Regions from separate parts of the Mus musculus genome. Here region 1 is linked to region 2. Evidence: chromatin contacts called from ENCODE Hi-C or POLR2A ChIA-PET data. All regions are on one chromosome and are shown on one strand. The core of a region is the stretch at or near the end of the contact, and the rest is flanking DNA. Distances in the headings are between cores, read along the strand shown.

Evidence for each region. Hi-C counts contacts between places; a loop is a spot of excess contacts on that map. ChIA-PET counts read pairs that join two places held with the same protein, here RNA polymerase II (POLR2A).
Region 1: a map of heart shows a loop between it and region 2 (2.3-fold over the local background). The contact joins two enhancer-like sites. A Hi-C loop is called at or near these places in 2 of 37 maps with a recorded cell type or tissue (gastrocnemius and heart). POLR2A ChIA-PET finds 5 or more read pairs at or near these places in 3 of 5 experiments (Patski and embryonic stem cell).

Annotation. Positions count from the first base shown.
Region 1 is chr11:117,572,757-117,579,258 of GRCm38, reverse strand. No RefSeq gene overlaps it. Among named protein-coding and RNA genes, the nearest start is that of Gm51933, 7.4 kb to the right of the region's middle. Within about 2 kb of position 4,299, at least 2 of the 3 ENCODE cell types and tissues checked have a DNase peak (open chromatin) inside an H3K27ac peak, as active enhancers do; they include gastrocnemius and heart, where a contact is called at or near this core.
Region 2 is chr11:117,538,176-117,544,588 of GRCm38, reverse strand. No RefSeq gene overlaps it. Among named protein-coding and RNA genes, the nearest start is that of Gm11734, 18 kb to the right of the region's middle. Within about 2 kb of position 3,182, at least 2 of the 3 ENCODE cell types and tissues checked have a DNase peak (open chromatin) inside an H3K27ac peak, as active enhancers do; they include gastrocnemius and heart, where a contact is called at or near this core.

The sequences.
Region 1 (6,502 bases), core at 3,050-5,549, 34 kb before region 2:
GTTTTATATATACACACGCATACACACATGCACACTCACTAACACACACATGCACATATATATGTACACGCATGCACATTCACTTACACACTCATATACATGCACACACAACATGCACACACTCATAATACACATTCATAAAACACACACAAACATACACATATATTCACATACACACATACATACACACATACACACAAATGCACACACTCACCCACTCACATACACTCACAACTCTCTCTCTCTCTCTCTGTCTCTCTCTCTCACACACACACACACACACACACACACACACACACCACCACCTATCTAGCCAGATCAGTCCCTGCTAAGCAGAAGTGGGATCAGCAGTCTGGGAACAACATGGATGGGGAGCCACAAGCCAGGTTCCAGGTGCTAAGTGGACTCTGTTCAAGTCTGGAAAGAAAAAAGGATTTGCGTCCCAGCAGGATGAGGTGGCTCTCCGGGAGAAGATGCTTGCTGCCAAGCCTGACAACCCTGAATTCAGTCCCTGGGACCCACATGGTAGAAATAGAAAACTGACTTCCAAAGTTATTCTCTGACCTTCATACAACAGCCATAGCAGACATCACACCCCTCCCCGCCCCAACACACACATATATACACACACGGACACAGACAGATACACACACAGGCTCACATATACACACACAGACACAGATACACACACAGACACACGGAAACAGACAGATACAGACACATACAAACACACACACACACAGACATACACTGGCACACATACACACAGAGACACACAAACACACACACACACACACACACAGACTCACATAGATAAATAAATATAAAAATATATATATTCAAGGAAGAGCCGTGTGTGTGTGTGTGTGTGTGTGTGTGTGTGTGTGTGTGAGCAGCAGGCTACCCTTGAGGACTGAGGAGGCTCAGTAGTCCACTCTGCTGCCTAATGACCAGGAAGCCTCCTGCCCACCAGGTGCCTGGAGTTTGCTGCCTGCAGGCCTGTGATAAAGAACAGCTATGTGAAGACGGGAATAGAGCCATCACCTAAATGACTCCAGCCCCCCCCCCCCGTGTCCACAGTGAGCTCAGGACTCAGGGCCCCATGGTCATCTCTGGGGGCCTCCGCAACATCTGAACACAGCGGACAGTCCAGTGTCCCTCCTCCCCACCCTCCAGGTCCCATCCTCTCATCCAGGCCTCAGCTGGCCTTGGTGTCCCCAGAATCCTGGCTGTGAAGTCCAGGAAGGTCTGAAATCTGCATGTGGGGTCTCGATACTGAAGGGCAAGAGGGTCCCCAATACACACAGGCCCTACTCTTCCACCAGCAGGTGGAATAAAGCCCAGTGAAGCACTTTACCCAGAACCCCTAGGGGAAGTGCGAACCCCTAGGGGACCTGGATTAACCCCACAGTGGACAGAGCATCAGCTCCAGTCTATTGTGTCTAGTGAAGTGATAGATCCTGATGATGCACCCCAAAGAATGCCCTCTGCTCTGGTGAGGAGGCAGCTGAGGCAGCTGGCACTTGAGCTGAGTGTCAGCCACTGGAGAAGCAATTTTGGCTGAGGGCCCAGAAGGGCAGGGGGCTGCCCCACTGACTTCCACAACCACCCATTCCTCCTCAGCTCAGGAGTCAGGAGAAGACAGCAGGAGACAGCTTCCACAGGCTGACAGGGGCCTTTCAGGAGCAAGGAGGGGTCCTTTCGTATCTTCCAGGTTTCTCTTACCTCCAGGTGGTGGGGGCATGAAGCCAACCCTTGTTGTTGAATAAGAGTAAAAACCTCTTCTCTCTATAAACACAGATAGAAGGGCAACCGTTCCTTTAGTCCTTCCCAGGGAAGCACCCTCCCCTACCCCATGCCTCTAACCTGGGTGCCTATTCTGAGCTCCCCAAACTCTGGAGACCAGGTTGAGGAGGGAACATCCTCCACCCCAGGAGAAGGTAGAGAAAGTGAGCACTGGACCCAGTAAAGCAGAGCCTGAGTCCTTCAGGGCCTTGAGGTGCAGGCTGAGCCCCAGCTTAGGGAGTAAGTTTGGAGTCTGGTCCTAGGCTTAATATAATCCAGGTTGGTCTTGAACTTGCTATGTAGCTGAGGATGACCTTGAACTGCTGGGCTGCCTGTCTCTAGCTCCCATGTGGTAGGATTACAGGAGTAGTACTCGGAATAGAATCAGGGCTTAAAACATGCTAGGCAAGGGCTCTACCAACTGAGCTACACTCTCAGGCTGAAAGAACAGAAATCTTGTGCTAGACTCTCAGGTCCAAAGCCTCTTGAAGGCCAGTCTCTCTTTTGACAATAACAGTAAATGACCTGGAGAGACGAAGCCAGACAGCTCTGCTCAGGGTGTGCTGCTGGGGGCAGAGCTTGTGAGCTCTATGGCCTGAACTGTCAGTTCTTCCAAAGAGCCACGTCAAGCTTCTCACCTACAAGTCTGTCCATGTAGCCCACTCACCCTGCTGAGCCCTGGCCCAGTGGACGGACACACACACACACACACACACACACACACACACACACACACAAACACACTCTCTCTCTCTCTCTCTCTCTCTCTCTCTCTCTCTCCACACACACACACACTCTCTCTCTACACACACACACACACACACTCTCTCTCTCTCTCTCTCTCTCTCTCTCTACACACACACACACACACACTCTCTCTCTACACATACACACACACACACACACTCTCTCTCTCTCTCCACACACACACACACACACTACACACACACTCTCTCTCTCTCTCTCTACACACACACACACACACACACACACACACACACACACACACACACACACCCCACATACCTCACACAGGTTAACATAGTGTCAGAGGAGGGCTGGTGGGTGATGGAGGGGGCACAGCAGCCAGAGGAGGGGCTGGGCTTTGGTGACCACTTATTTTTGCTTGTTTTTGTTTCTTCTTCTTCTTCTTCTTCTTCTTCTTCTTCTTCTTCTTCTTCTTCTTCTTCTTCTTCTTCTTCTTAGGAGAAAGTGACCAAAGGGAGCTTCAAAAGGGATGGATCCATGGCAGATGAGTGCTCTCAAATGCAGGGAATCCAGGCGCCTACCTCAGCACCAGAAAAAAAGAACAGATAAAGAGACAAGGAGAAAGGGAAGAAGGAAAGGAGGAAGGAAGTAAAGATGGGTGGATGGATGGATGGATTGGAAAAAACTAAGTAAGTCCAGGCTTGCTGTTATTGTTCAGTAACCATAGCACTTGGGAGGCTGAGGAAGGAGGATTGAGAGCTCCTGTTCAGCTTTGCTACAGAGTAATGCTGTCTCAATCAAACAGAAGCTATGTATGGTGTCACAGGCTGGAATTTCAGGATTCAGAAGACTGAGGCAGGAGGATCACTGTGAGTTCAAGACCAGCCTGGATAGAATGCACACAGCAAAGGCCTGTTTCAAAACAACAACAAAAAAAGAAAAAGTCACACACACACAGACACCACACACATACACATACACACACCACACACATACACCCTGCATGCACACACAACACCCCTCTGGGGCCAGACACAGACCTAACTGGCAGGGGCCCCAATCCATGTTAGTCAATCACTCTCTGCTAACAGAAGATGTTCAGCCTAGGATGGGACACCCATTTTGAAAGCCCACAGCTGGGACAGGCAAACTGAAGGTTTGGGGAAGTACAGACATGGCTGTCTGGCTTCCTGGCATCCCCATGGCTTCTTCATGGACCACAACATTGTGGCGGCAAAAAAATCAGGCCAGGGAACCATGTCTCACAAAGGGCTCCTCTTACCAGGTGGTGGGGACACACAGTAACCTCACTATGAGACAGATGTCATCCACCACTCTCTCCCAGGTGGCAACAACAAGGGATTCTGTGCTTTCAGAAACCACTTCTGGCTTTATATGAGGATTCACTCGGGTTTCCTTGGACTTTAGGTCATTGTAACATTTTAATTTTCAAAATCAGACCAGGAGTAGGGGTGTTTTATGTAAAGAAGGGCAGTGGGGGGGAGCAGCAGGGTCTTGGGGACTGGGGAGGGGGAAGAAGACAGGAGGGCATCTATGCATGTTGGTCCGTGTGTGTGTGTGTGTGTGTGTGTGTGTGTGTGTGTGTATGCACATGTGTGTGCTGGAGTGTGTGGTCTCCTGCATGGGAGAGTGTGAGTGAAGCCTCACTCTGGCAGAGCAAAGCTTCAGAGATCTCTTGCACAGGAGCCAAAAACACAAATAAATAAAACAAGCAGGCCAGGCTAAAAATAGAGGCGGTTCTGCAGCCTGACAGCCTGGCAGCCCAGCAACCCTAGGATAGGGCCAGCTCCTGCTCCTAGTGAGACAGCAGCCACAGCGTGGGTCTGAAACCCAGAGGCCGAGCTTGGCTGGAACCTGGAGAGGAGTGGCTTTCTATCTGTGCCCAGTACCAGGGCTTAGTGGTCCTCCCTGAAGCTCTTTCTCTAGCTGCTTTGTCTAGCCTCAGTTCCACCATGGCTTCCTGTCCCAACAGGTGTCTTCTGGTCATGGTCACTTCCCAGTACTCAAGTCAGAAGGTGGCCTGTACCCAGGGAAGATCTGAGGTTTCTGTCTTTCCCACACCACTCCAGAGCTACCCCTATCCTTAGATGGTACCAACTTAGTAGGAAGGGTAGAGAGCCTGGGAGAACCATGTAATAACGTACTTGCCTCTAGGAAAGGAACCTGGAGTTTATCTAAAGCAGGGGTTCTCCACTTGTGGGTCATGACTCCCTTGGGGGTCACATATCAGATATTCTGCATATCAGATACTTACATTATGATTCATAGCAGTAGCAAAATTACAGTTATGTTACAGAAGTAGCAATGAAATAGCTTTATGGTCGGGGGGCTCACCACATCATGAGGGACTGTATTGAAGGGTCACAGCATCAGGAAGGTGGAGAACCACTGACCTAAAGTATTGACTGATTTCCTTCCTCTCCAACAGAGACCCCTCTTTCTCTAGCTGCCGGAAGTGCTCTGAGCAAGGACCCCCCTTCTTCTCCCCCTCATCCTTACTTCTTCCTGTCAACAGTTCCATCAACCTTGTCTTGTCTGTCCTCCCCCTCTCTGTCTCTCCCACAGGCCCCACAGGCTATGCTATTGAGACTCGTTGGGAGCCCTTTCCCAGGAACTTCAGAGGACACACTGAGGGGCGGTGGGCTTCCCTGAGTGAGCCTTACAGATTCCCAAGCAGGATATGCAGGCTAGAAACAGGTCAGACCTTGTGTGTGTTTTTAAATCATTCCTGAGAGCAGACTTGGGTTGGCTGTGCATGGCAGTGTTTTCTGGCCTCTTGGGGGAATGGAGTACAGAGATGCCCTACCCCTCCTCCACTCTGTCTCCCTGAGGCACAGAAGGCTCCTCCCAGCTCTAGTGCAGAGGCCTGAAGGAAGCCTTGGGGGTGTGGGGTGGGGTGCTCAGCTGCTGGTCTAGGGGAGTCTGTAGGGCCTTCTTGGTCTACAGCATTGCTCTTTGCCTGGGGAGAGAGGCCAGCTTGTGCTGGTGGCTCCTGCTTTCTGGAAGTTTCATAGCTGCAGATTCTGGATCTTTATAATAGATTGTGAGTTTGGGCAGGGGTGTTAAGCATCAGCCAGCCTTTGGGGGTGGGAAAATTCAGCCTAAGATAAGCCTAAGAGACCCCTTGGGGTTCCTGGTTCTTTGTCTCCATGCACACCTCACCTTCATAGTTGTTTGTCCTGGGTTCGAACATTACTTTCTCCACGAGATGAGGGAAGGAGTTGTATTGTCAAGGTCAGAGTTGATTGGTTGCGTGTGTGTGTGTGTGTGTGTGTGTGTGTGAATGAAAGCATGGGAGGGGATTTGTTGAATGTTTTGGTGGGTGAATGGATGAATTTGTGGGTGGCTAAGTGGGAGGACATGCGGGTAGATGGATGGATAGATGGGTGAGTGGGTAGATGAGAGGGCAGGTCGAAAGAGGAAAGAGAAGATGGATTGATTGATGAAGAGGAGTGGATAGTGGATTAGTGAGTGAATAGGTGGATGAGAGGGTGGGTTGAAAGATGAATGGTTGGATGTCTGAGTGGATGGATAGATGGTTGTCTGAATGCATAAGTAAATGGGAGATTGGTTGAAGAGTGGGTGAGTAGTTGGATGGATGGATAGGAATGGGTGAGTTAGTGGGTGGGTGGATGGATGGATGGACTGATGGATGAATGGATGGATAGATGGATGGACTGATGGATAGTTAGGAATGAATAAATGAGTTAGTGGGAGGGTGGATGGATGGACTGATGGGTGGGTGGGGGTGGATAAATGGATGGATGGAATGATAAGTGAGTGAATGGTAAATGGCTGACTCTCTAGGTGCTTGTTGGATGGGAGGTAGATTGTTAAGTGAGCTTCTCTCATCATGGGCTCAGTGACGGTAAACATACAGAGAAATAACCTCAGGTTTTCACTTGAATGGGTTTCTCATTAGTGATCAAAGGAGCAAGGCCCCAAGTCCAGTGGGTGATACAGACACCCTGAGAAAAAAGTGTATGTT
Region 2 (6,413 bases), core at 1,933-4,432:
GCTCTGGTCCTCCTGGGGTGCCTGGAGGACACCTCAAATCCCCCAGTACATGCTCAAAGGAACAAGCTTCATGTGAGTCGACCCTTCATAGATGTCAGTGCTGGTTGGCTGTCCCTTTACCTGGGACAGGTTGCCTCTACGATGACTCCTAAACCATGAGTTCCATGAGTTAAAAATCCACAGACTGTCTTAGTGCATGGTACCAGCATCTCTGAAGCCACGGCCTGCATCTCCATAGAACAAGAGATAGAGATGATGGCTGAGCTTTAAGGCCTTGTCCTATCTAATCTGTCCCACAGGCAAGATGGGAGACTCTGGGTAGACTCTGGGACCTGAGTTGGGTGGACAGTGACCTGTCCTGCATCTGCCCAGAGCTTTGCCTTGATCCATTCCTTACAAAGCCCCTGGCTTCCATCCAGTGGCCATATTTACCCCTGCCCTTCTCCCATCTCCTGTCCATCGCTCAGCATCTCTCCACAGTCATGCAACAGCTGGTCTGGGGCAGGGGTGTCTTCATTTTCATTCTAAGCCCAAGAACTGTGTTATTAGCGTTTAAGAGAAAATATAGGGTAGGCAAAAATCCTAGCGGCCACCAGGAGAGTTAGAGAAAAAGTTGTGTCTTTTAAGTTAGACACAGACAAGAAATAGCTTATTAAGAAAGGGAAAAAAGAAGGCTCAGTGGTCAAGAGTATTGGCTGCTCTTGCAGAGGACCTAAGCTCAGCACCTAGAACCTACATAGGGGCTCACAACCTTCCATTAATCACTCCAGGTCCAGGGGATCTATCGCTTTCTTCTGGCCTTCACACAATGCACATACATACATGCATGCAGGTAAAAATACTAACACAGATTTTTAAAAGCAAGAGATGAGGAAATACTCCTAAGAAGGGAAGGGAAGCAGGCCAGTGAATGGAGGAAGAAACCCAAAAGCAGGATTTAAAAAAATTTTTAAATTTCAATTGATTTATTTTTTGCCAAGTCCTAACTGCAGTACCCTGAACCCGTTCACCCTTGTTAGCCTCACCTGTCTCTCTCTCGGGAGCCGCCTGGGGCCTTCTCCAGCTTCTGTGATGGAAACCAGTGTGACCTTCTCAGCTGTCACTGCCTGGGATGCTAGACAAGCCCTGGCCTGGCCCTTCTGACTGGCTCTGAGGTTGCCTCCTCCCTCCCTCCCTATTTAGACTTCTGCTGCCCACTCATGACCTACCTAGCCTGCTGTTCTGGGACCAGGCCTTCCTCCAGCCAGAACCCTGCTGCTCCCTGTCTCACCTCCCCCACCTCTGGTGTCACCCAGCCCTGGCTGGCCAGCTCCACGGTTGCCTACTCTTTAGACAAGTCCTCATGAATCGCCTTGGGACAGGAGACAGAAAGTCTCTTTCCACCCGCAGTGGTGAATTAGCTGCCTGTGAAGCTCTGCTTGGCAGGGTGCATGTAATCTCTGAATCAAAGCATAAAAGAGCAGAGGACTTTGCTGGGGCAGAGCTCTCTTGCCCAGAGTATGTGAGCCTCTGAGTTCAATGCTCAGTACTAGGAGGAAAGGGTGTGGGGTGCTGGGCTGCATAGCTTTTGAAAATACATGTATTTCATTTTTAATTATGTGTGTGTGTATATGTATGTGTACATGTGTGTCTATATATGTATATGTGTACATGTATATGTTTGTATATATATGTATGTGTGTATGTATGTGTGTATATATGTACATGTGTATATGTGTATAAATGTGTGTTTATATGTATATTTGTGTATATGTTTGCAAGTATGTGTATATATATATGTATGTGTATATGTGTATGTATGTGTGTGTATATATGTACATAAGTATATGAGTATTTGTGTGTGTTTATATATGTATATGTGTATGTATGTGTGTGTGCATATATATATATATACACACATATATATATATTTGTGTATGTGTATGTATGTATGTATGATGTGTGTGTCTGTGCATTTAAGGACAGGTGCTTGTGAAGTCCAGAAGGTGATGACAGAGTCTCTGGAGCTGGAGATACAGGCAGTTGTGTGCCACCTTATGTAGGTACTAGGAATGGTATTCAGGTCCTGTGTAAGAACAAGGCATGCGGGGGCTGGTGAGATGGCTCAGCAGGTAAGAGCACTGACTGCTCCTCCGAAGGTTCTGAGTTCAAATCTCAGCAACCACATGGTGGTTCTGGGGGTGTCTGAAGTCAGGTACAGTGTACTTATGTACAATAACAAATAAATCTTAAAAAAAGAAAGAACAAGGCATGCTCTCAGCCAATGAGCCAGCACTGCAGCCTTGTATGGCTTTGCTTTTTAAAAGCTATCAGCAAAGGTTATCTGGGCCACGGGGGCCATGAGCCTCCTCCAAGCTTACATCTGCTGTTTCTTGAGAGTTCATGATAGAGAATTTTTGGTTTTTTGGTTTTTTTCAAGACAGGGTTTCTCTGTATAGCCCTGGCTGTCCTGGAACTCACTTTGTAGACCAGGCTGGCCTCAAACTCAGAAATCCACCTGCCTCTGCCTCCCGAGTGCTGGGATTAAAGGCGTGTGCCACCACGAGATAGAGTTCTGAATAATTAGCCTGCACCTTATTTTGTGAGACAGGGTCTCTTACTGAGCCGGAGCTCCCTGATTGGCTAGACTGGCTGGTCATCAGTGAGCCCCAAGGGCCCTCTGGTCTCCGCTGTCTAGAGTTGTGGATTGTCAAACCTTAGTGCTGAGTCTGGAACTCTGATCCTCTCTCATGCAAGGCAGGCTCTCTATTCAGTGAGCCATTTCCCTGGTATTATTCCCAGAAGGTGAGGTCATGCTAGAGCTCCCTGTGCCTCAGTGAGATGACACCCCGTGTCACAGGCAGAAGCATGGCTGTGGAGATCTCTGGTGTCACAGAAGGCATTGGGGCAGCAGGGTCTGGAGCTATGGGTCAGGCAGAGGATCAGACCTCTCAGGGAGAGCACTCTTTTGTGTCTGTCTCTCTGTCTCTCACAGTGACCAGCAGGGGTGGCTTGCCCAATCCCTATGTTTTGTTTTTTTCCCCCTCAGCTGTATTGCCTGGCTCTTTAAAACCTTGATGCTGGGCTTCCATTATGGAAAGTGCTGTTTATGTCCAGGGCGCCTTGAAAAGGCAGTTAAAGTCTCCCTGGCTGCCGTCCTCTCCACTTGTTGCCCTGGCAACCGGAGGCAGGGAAAACAGGACCTGTCAGATGGAAAATGTCAGTTACAAGCAGATCTAGAGAGCAGGAAGCAGAGCGGGGAGGGGAGAGGAGGGAGAGCTAGGCTCAATCTCTTGCCCAGCCTGGCTATGCCCTTGCCCTCAGGGAGGCTGATTTGGGAAGGAGAGGGGCTGTTCCCAGAGTGGAGGGAAGGTGGGGAGATTGGAGGTGGCTGCTGCGGGTCACATTGTTTTAGAGGTGATTTGGGCTAGAGGTTAGGAGGGCTCAGGTGTACATTTGAGAAGTCTGATTAGCTGAGGCTTTGACGCTCAGGGTCTGGGCAGCAATAGGGGAGGGTTGAGAGGAATAGATACCAACTCTCCAGATTCTGGTGCCCACTCCCTTGCCCTCTGTGCCCACCCGTCCCTTTCTCTCCTTTCTACTAATGGATCTACTGCCACAAAGAGGGGTCAGGTCACCCTCCAAAGTGGTGAGGAAGATGCTTCAGAGGAGTATTGACAATAAAGCAGAAGGGACATCCTCAGGACACAGGGAGGAAGAAACAAAGGAGGGCTTCAGACACGGCCGTGGAAGAGGGCGAAGCCATCAGTTCTGAAGGAAGTGAGATGCAGGTGCAGGGAGAGGGCTCTCTGAGAGAAGGGTAGGCATGAGCATGTGTGAGCATGTCTGTGTTCGTGTGTGTGTGTGTGTGTGTGTGTGTGTGTGTGTGAGACAGAGAGAGAGAGAGAGAGAGAGAGAGAGAGATTGGGTACGTGTATGCATGAGTGTGTTGGGTTTTCACTCCCTCCTCTCTTGTTATCCTCAGAAATTTCTCAAGCACCCCAGGCTCCAGATTCCCTGAAGGGATGAATGGCATCAACTCAATGGACAAGGGGGAGGGAGTGTGAGGCAGAGAGGCCGCTGTCCACAGTTGGTGACCCACACTGTGTGCTTGGCAGACCACCCAGAGGGAGATTATTTAAAACAGCACCCCTGTACATGTGTGTCCATGCATGTGCATGTGTGTCCATGCATGTGCATCTGTCTGCAGCTGCCCGGCTCCAAAAGAGGAGGAGGCAGAGCTGCTGCGTGCTGACTGGGGAGGGGAGGGATCAGCACCAGGCACCAGGGTGGGTTCCCTTGAGGGAGACCCGGGTGCGAAACAGGAAGGGCAGACTGCTTCAAGGATTTTTACCTTTTAAAACTTGAGTACAATTCAATTGATTTATTGTTTGTATGTATGTATGTATGAATGTATGTATGTATGTGATGACACAGATACCTGGTCACATGTGGAGGTCAAAGACAATTTTCGGGAGTCGATTTTCTCCTCCCACTACGTGGGTCACACAGATGAGACTCAGGTTGTCAGGCTTGGCTGCAAGTGCCTTTTATCCATGTTGCCGGCCCACTAAGGACTTTCTAATTCCAGGGTCTTCTGCGGCTGGGCTACAAGGGCCTGATAGTTTCCTGGGCTACAAGGACCTCCAGTTTCCTGCTTGTGGATGGTGTTTGCGTTGGGTGGGGGATTGGGTGCTGCCTACGAAGCTGCCTTGGTTTCAGAGGCAGCAGTTAAAAGAATCCACAGATGCTGCCCTTCTGGTACAAGGTGGGTTAGAGAGCCCTCAAGCCCTATCTAGGTCGCAGCTCAAGGGCATCTCTTTTTTTTTTTTTTTGGTTTTTTTTTTTTTTTTGGTTTTTTCAAGACAGAGTTTCTCTGTATAGCCCTGGCTGTCCTGGAATTCACTTTGTAGACCAGGCTGGCCTTGAACTCAGAGATCCACCTGCCTCTGCCTCCCGAGTGATGGGATTAAAGGCATGCACCACCACGCCCGGCTTCAAGGGCATCTCTTATCTCCTGTTTCCAGAAGACCCTCAGAGATAAACATGTGACTCAGTTGGAAGGATGATTGTGTCACCCCCACAAAGCCCAGCACTCAGAGGAGGTCAAAGCAGGAGGATGGATCATCAGTCAGAGGTCATCTTCAGCTACATAAGAGGTTGAGGACAGCCTGGGCTACTTAAAAAAAAAAAAGGCGGAGACTGGAGAGTTCAGTGGTCTTGACTCACGCCATCTGTAACTACAGTTCTAGGGGATCCAATAGCCTTTCCTAGTCTCTGAGAGCAACAGGCACACACATGGTACATAGGCACATGTACACATAAAACAGCTATGTACATACAATATAAGCAGAAGGCAGCTTAACACCCACTTTGGCATTGGCCTAAGCATCCTTGTATAGATGGGAGGTTTATGGTTGTAGTGGCTTTAAGAATATGCAAGAACTGACAGAACTCAGTTCCCTTCCTGGGCTCTGGTCACCTGCTGTGACCATCTCTCAGGGCTTTCTCCAGCCATAGGACCCTTCCAGGATCCCCAGTGCATTGAATGTCTAGAATTGGAGGAGAGGGTGACCCAGGGGCTCTGTCTGTGGAAGTCTGGTCCTCACGGTCTCAGCCGGGATGGATGCCCGGCTAGTGACAGTGGTGAATTGCCCCTCCCCACTCTCACTCACAGACCATATGGACCCGCTTGTCAGGCTGGGACACCCACAAATGGTCACATGCTTCATCTTGATTGACAGTTACCTTCCCCCTAGAAATTCAGGAACAGCCTGGCTACAGTTATGTCTTGTTCAGTAAAATGAGGGAATAAAAAAGGGAGTGATTACTTTATGGATATGGTCTCTGGCAGTTGTCTTCGGAGGGACTCTGTATTCCCACAGCTCCTACGTTTTATTATTTTATTAAGAGTTAACTCTCGGTTATCCACGTGTGAGCCTGAGAGATGATCTTATTCCCACAGCTGTTTAATATTATTATTTTATTAGTAGCAGTTTGGCTTCCCCCAACCAGGGCTCCATAGAGGGCCTGAAAAAGAGTCCGACTATTCACATGTGTCTTCACTGGCCTTCTTGAATTATGGCGGTAAACATTTATAATCCCAATGTTGATTCTCTCTTCTAGGGCCGGGGTGGGAGCTATACTTTTTAATTGTGCTAAAACATACGTGACATAGAGTTCCCTGCTTTTTTAAATTTTCAGTTCTCATGTTTATTTACTTTCTTGTGAGCATGCATATACATGTGTGTGTGTGTGTGTGTGTGTGTTTATGAGAGAGAGAGAGCGAGCACATGTACCATGGAGATAAGACAGACACACATTTTAGGAGTTGGTTGGTTCTCTCTTCCTACCACATAGATCCTGGGGCTTGAACTCAGGTCCACAGGCTTGGCCGCAAGCTCCTTTACCTGTGGAGCCATCTCTCCAGCCCC